Regions from separate parts of the Homo sapiens genome. Here region 1 is linked to region 2. A link is an interaction called in ENCODE POLR2A ChIA-PET data of the cell type or tissue named here. Cell type or tissue: OCI-LY7. All regions are shown on one strand. Each heading gives the region's core, and the rest is flanking DNA. Links, peaks and the distances in the headings are about the cores only. Region 1 has its middle 9.4 kb from the start of LINC02308. Region 2 overlaps STON2 (stonin 2).

What was found. Peaks named below come from ENCODE experiments on the same cell type or tissue, not always from the same donor. Only the 100,000 strongest peaks of a DNase experiment are listed, where the experiment ranks them.
Region 1: POLR2A ChIA-PET joins it to region 2 with 11 read pairs; 3 of 35 experiments call an interaction of 5 or more read pairs at or near these places.

What each region holds. Positions count from the first base shown.
Region 1 is chr14:81,458,089-81,460,996 of GRCh38, reverse strand. No RefSeq gene overlaps it. Among named protein-coding and RNA genes, the nearest start is that of LINC02308, 9.4 kb to the right of the region's middle. In OCI-LY7, for the core only: no CTCF peak of the experiment used is centred there; a DNase peak (open chromatin) is centred at 1,366; H3K27ac peaks cover 395 bases.
Region 2 is chr14:81,329,786-81,332,693 of GRCh38, reverse strand. The region is part of intron 4 of STON2 (stonin 2); the gene reads left to right. Among named protein-coding and RNA genes, the nearest start is that of STON2, 69 kb to the left of the region's middle. In OCI-LY7, for the core only: no CTCF peak of the experiment used is centred there; no DNase peak of the experiment used is centred there.

The DNA.
Region 1 (2,908 bases), core at 88-2,587, 130 kb before region 2:
TCTCAGCTTCTCACGGATGTGGAAAGAACAATGTTGGAAGGTGGGAGCTGAAGAGGTCTGGGAAGTTGTGTATGGAGGGCCTATGGAGTGGATACAAAGCTCAAGGGTCGAGCCAGGTGCGGGGGGGTCACACCTGTAATCCCAGCACTTGGGGAGGCTGAGGTAGGTGGATTGCCTGAGGTCAGGAGTTTGAGACCAGCCTGGCCAACATAGTGAAACCCCGTCTTTACTAAAAATACAAAAAATTAGCTGGGCGTAGTGGCGGGTGCCTGTAGTCCCACCCACTAGGGAGGCTGAGGCAGGAGAATCACTTGAACCTGGGAGGCGGAGGTTGCAGTGAGCCAAGATCGCACCATTGCACTTCAGCCTGGGCAACAAGAGCAAAACTCTGTCTCAAAAAAAAAAAAAAAAAAAGCTCGAGGATCTTTTGCTTCTCATGTCATTGCACTCAACAACTGAGTAGACAAGATGACTCCTCAGGTTGCTGACAGCTTTCCTCTGTTATCCCAGTGCTTTGAAAAAACAAGTCACGTGCAGTGGCTTACACTCATAATCCCAGCACTTTGGGAGGCTGAGGTGGGAGGAGTGCTTGAGCCCAGGAGTTTGAGACCAGTCTGGGCAACAAAGGGAGACCCTGTCTCTACAAAAAGTAAAAAATTAGCTGGGTGTGTTGGTGCATGCCTCTAGTCTCAGCTACTCAGGAGGCTAAGGCAGGAAGATTGCTTGAGCCCAGGAGTTCAAGACCAGCCAGGCAACATAGGGAGACCCCCGTCTCTCTAAGAAACAAACAACAAAAAAATTTAGCTGGACATAGTGGCCTGTGCCTGTGGTACCAGCTACTTGGGAGGCTGAGGTGGGAGGATCCCTCGGGCCTAGGAGGTCGAGGCTGCAGTGAGCCGTGATCTCACCACTGAACTCCAGCCTGGGCAACAGAGCAAGACCCTGTCTGAGAAAGGGAGAGAGAGAGGTAGGGGGAGAGAGAGAGGTGGGGGGAAAGACAGAGAGAGAGAGAAAGAAATTTAGAAAACAGGGTGGATGGTGGAGGAGGAAGGCACAGGGTCCACCTTCCTTAGAAAGCAGCTGGCAGCCAGCAAGAGCTCCTGGAACTGGCACCTTGCACAGCTGAGGGGTCCCCCTCATCTGCCTCAGGCACACCCTCCAGTCAGAGCTGGAATTCTTTTAAGTGCAGCTTGGTTCCTCTGGCTGTATTTCAAGGGCTGTCTTGGCATTTTGGTGACATTGTTTGCCTCTCCTGTCCTGAGACTGTCTGTGTCTGCGACCTGACTGGTTCCTGATGAACAGTAGGAACAGAAACTGTCTTCCCCATTCGGACACAGGAAGCCAGCTTGTCCCCTAGAAGGCTGGACAAGGAATGGCAATGGTTTTGGAAGCAGAAAACAAACCTGCTGGACTGTGAAAGGAAGCGGTAGGGTGTGGGGAGAGCAATGACTTCCGTGCGAGCAGCAGAGAGAGGTTTTGAAAGAGACTCAGAGATATGTGTGACCCCCAACAAATCTTCAGTGGATAAAATGCTTGGTGTGTGTTAACTGGCTTTTAACTAGAGAAGGACTCACAGTAATTTGTAAACGACTATGTTTTGGTCGTGACTCCTTTATTCCTCTTTTTTTGTCAAAGAAAGAATGCCAACTGTAATTACACACAAGGGAAAGTACAAGTTATTCTAAACCCTGACTGGTGCCAAATGCATTCATGAGTGGAGAGGACGTTTCCCAAGTGACCTTTGGGAGAATTTTTTTAAATCCAGAAACTCTAAAATTAAGAGGAAACGGGGCCGGGTGTGGTGGCTCACACCTGTAATCCCAGCACTTTGGGAGGCCAAGGCAGGCGGATCACCTGAGGTCAGGAGGTCGAGACCAGCCTGGCCAACATGGTGAAACCCCGTCTCTACAAAAAATACAAAAATTAGCCAGGTGTGGTGGTGGGCTCCTGTAATCCCAGCTACTCGGGAGGGTAAGGCGGGAGAATGGCTTGAACCACGGAGGCGGAGGTTGCAGTGAGCCAAGATTGTGCCACTGCACTCCAGCTTGGGCAACAGAGTGAGACTCTGTCTCAAAAAAAAAAAAAAAAAAAAAAAGAAGAAAAATAAGAAACTACGATAACGGTTCAAATGTTTCTAAGTTAAGAGGTGAGATTGTCATTGGAGACGTTCCCTCATTCATTCCATGTCCTGCCCCACACACCAAACCAGAGTCCAAGGCTCCCAGGGTTCCCAAGCTCCTGGTAGGATGGCCCTCCTTGGCCCAGATGCCAGTAGACTCAAGACTACCAATCTTCTGGGAGATTTCTGACAGTCACCTCCATTCCGCTTTGCTCTCAGCATCCCAACTTTCTCCAACATCAATGAGCACGGTTCCTACAGAGTGTCATGCCAGCATGATTGAGTCTCAGCTGTTCATAGCTAGCAGTCCTGTACCCCCTTGACAGTGGTGACTGGGCTAGGGTAGTGTTTCTCAATTTTTTTTTTTTAAGACAGAGTTTTGCCCTGTCGCCCAGGCTGGAGTGTGCAGTGGCGTGATTTCCGCCCACAGCAACCTCTACCTCCCGAGTTCAACCAAGTCTTCTGCCCCGTTCAGCCTCCTGAGTAGCTGAGACTACAGGCATGCACCATCACGCCTGGCTAATTTATATTTACATATATATATTATAAAATATATAATTATATAATATATATTATTAAATTATATATAATTTATATAATATATATTATATAATTATATATAATATTATCTATTATATAAATTATATATAATATTATATAAATTATATATAATATAATTATATATATTATATTATAATATAACATATATTTTTATATATGTTATATATAAATATTATATAACATATAATATAACATATATAATTATAATATAACATATATTATATATAA
Region 2 (2,908 bases), core at 142-2,641:
CATATGACAGCTTCTTCCCTGTTTGAAAAGTGCTAAAATCCTCAGTCCCAGAAAGTCTGCTTGTCAATTTAGTTCTACAGAAATGGCAAAAAGTTGTAGATGACAGTAAGTTCAAGGCACTGAGGTAGGTTTAGTATACTCAAGCCCATGTGGGGAACATATGGTAAGATATTTTTAATATCTGAGTAATAATGCCTTCTTCCCAGGAATTTCTATCCCCAAAAGAGAGGTTTTTAAAGAGTAGAAGTAAAATAAATCTAAAAAGAAAATGGTTGGGTTTCTTTGCCGGTTCAAAGGTAATCCTTGCTTTATGATGCATATAAAATTTTGCTTTCTTGTGTGTCATTTATGTGATAAAATCTTAGACATTTTAAAATGCGAATGTGACTTCTTTCAGAATCATCCCAAACATACAAAGCAAGCTGGATATCCTCATTTGCTAATAGATGGTGTTGGGTGAATATTCTCATAACTTTCAGAGACCATGGAAGATCTGGCCCGAAAAGTGCCCATCTGTGGCAGCGGCTCAGGGAGGCCCACAGCCTCTGCAGACCTTCCCACCGCTCCCCAGCCATGATGCTGAGGAACTTCTCCAGAAATTTGGTTTTGGCAGGCTCAGAGGCTGGGAGAGAAGTCCAAGTGCCTATTCTAAGGGGGTTGTAACCCCATAAATATGTTTATGACCCATTTTATTGCCGACTTCTGGCTTTAAAGGAGGATCCACTGTTTTGTTTGAGAATAAAAATCAGTTTCTCTCAGACAGTCATGCAGGAGTGTCTTCCCTGGGAAGATGACAGACCAAATCTTCATTAAACTGTTGAGGAATGAGGGCAAGCAGGGCTTCCTCTGGCCCTTCCCACAGTAGTTGGCAGCAGTTAGGCTAGGATGTGTGGGCTCCTCAGAGCCTTTTGTTTGGTTTCTATGGCTCTAACCTCAATTAGCTGCTCTGCATGGAGAGGAGGGACAATGCAGCTTTTAACCCAAGTCCAACGGCTTCAACATAGGTCTCTTTTTCCTCTCCCTCTATCCATGGCTGGATTTAGGCCTGGAGGCCTTCTTTATGAAGTGATCTGAGGGTCTGCAGTGAAAGTTCATTCGTTGTATTGGTGGGCAGTGGATGAGGGTATGGGAGGAAAATGTCTAGGGTCTAACAACTTTGCCTGATACTAGTTTGTGGCTCTGTACCCCCCCTCCCAGTAGTATTGAACTGTGGTCCTGCAGAAGTCTATGCTGGAGTCACTGACACGTCAGATCCAGTCCTGGCTCTGCCTTTTCTAGGCAGTTTTCCAGCCAGTGAAATGGGGTTGGTCCAACCCCCTAGAACCTCTGAGTGGAATAATTAAAAGAGCAAATGTAAAGAAATTAGCACAGTGTCTGGTGCATAATTCTCCTATCCACATTTCCAAAGACACATGGGGCTAAAGTCTCTTTCTTGCTTCCAGCAAGTACCCAAAGCATCTGTGGCAGTCGTAAAGAAATAATACATTCTAGCAGTCACTGAGAAAGGCTGGTTTTTTATCTTAGAAAGAGAAAAGCTTGAATTGCTTTAGCCTTGAGGTATGTACACATGCCACTGCACGTGCACACACAAGCCTGCACACATACACACCGGTTTCTCAGGTGCTTTTGACCCATAGCTGGATCTCTGAGTACCACCTCCATGTTTTGCCCCGTGGCTTTGGTGGTGCCATTTCAGAGTGAACCAATAGGAAATTATTAAGCAGACCCCAAATGTGAGCACAGCTCTTAGTCATAGTCTCTTCTGCTTCCTTCCTTGCACTAACTTAATCACTAAGCAGCTTGTTATGGCTTGTTCTCCAGAAAGGTAGAGAGAAGTCTATTGCATAGTCCTGTCTGTAAGGCCAGCTAATCCTTGGGCATGCAGGACTTTTGAGTAGGTGCTAATAGATGGTGTGAAAGGAGGTAATTTTTGCCCTGAGGGAGCTAAGCTAGGAAAATAAAACTAGCACACCTGCAATAATTAGCCACCAATTAAGTGCTAAATCATGTGCTCCTGACAGTGTTGGAATGCAGTGTGGGTGAGGGGAAATTTGAGGTGGACACTGGCTCTCTTGGAGCTTTGGCAAGATTCAGCTGTGCCTTGCTGAACAATTGAGCAATGTTGTAAAAAATACATTTTTAATAAATATGTGTGACAGCTTTTCCCACTTCTTTTTAAAAATATTAGATCAGAATTTTAAGACATTTTATTATAAAACACTACTATAACATAAATAACATTTTAAGAAAAAAAAAAAGACACCATCTCTAAATCCCAAAGCCCTAACACAGTTCATTTATCAAAGATCGTAACTCAGTCTCTACAGTGTCCAGCTCAGTGCCTGGCACACAAAGGGAGGGCTTGTGAGTGGCCACCATGACTGTTTACCATCACAAGTATCCAGATACGGCTTTGTAAAGGGTGCCAGACCAGCACCTCTCACATGCCAGGTTCTCCACTGCATTATTGCATTTGAATTCTTCTCACGGTGCCGAGAGGGGGTGATGGTATGCTGAGGCTTGGCATGGTTGAATAACCAGGGGAGTGCTAAGGAGCATCCCACGTCAGAGAGTGTAGATGTTTTTATTAGGCCATGGAGCCTCCCTGAGATACAACAGGATAGAGAGGTGGATACCTAGGATAAAGTACTTCTCCCCCAACGTGGGATGGTGTTAATATTCCCCCTTTCCCTCCTGTGGAGGAAGACGGAAGCTGCCTTACCCTACAAAGGGCATTTTCATTCCTAACATATCAGTGCCAACAAGTCCTGTGGCTTCTGCCCACCTGCTTTTCAGGTAAAGCAGGCTTACCTGTTGGTACTTGTGCAGCTTTGAAGAGTCAGCTGTGGGCCCAGCTGGTCTAATACAAATTAAAGCTGACTCAGGTTCTCCTGTCTAGGATTTCCCC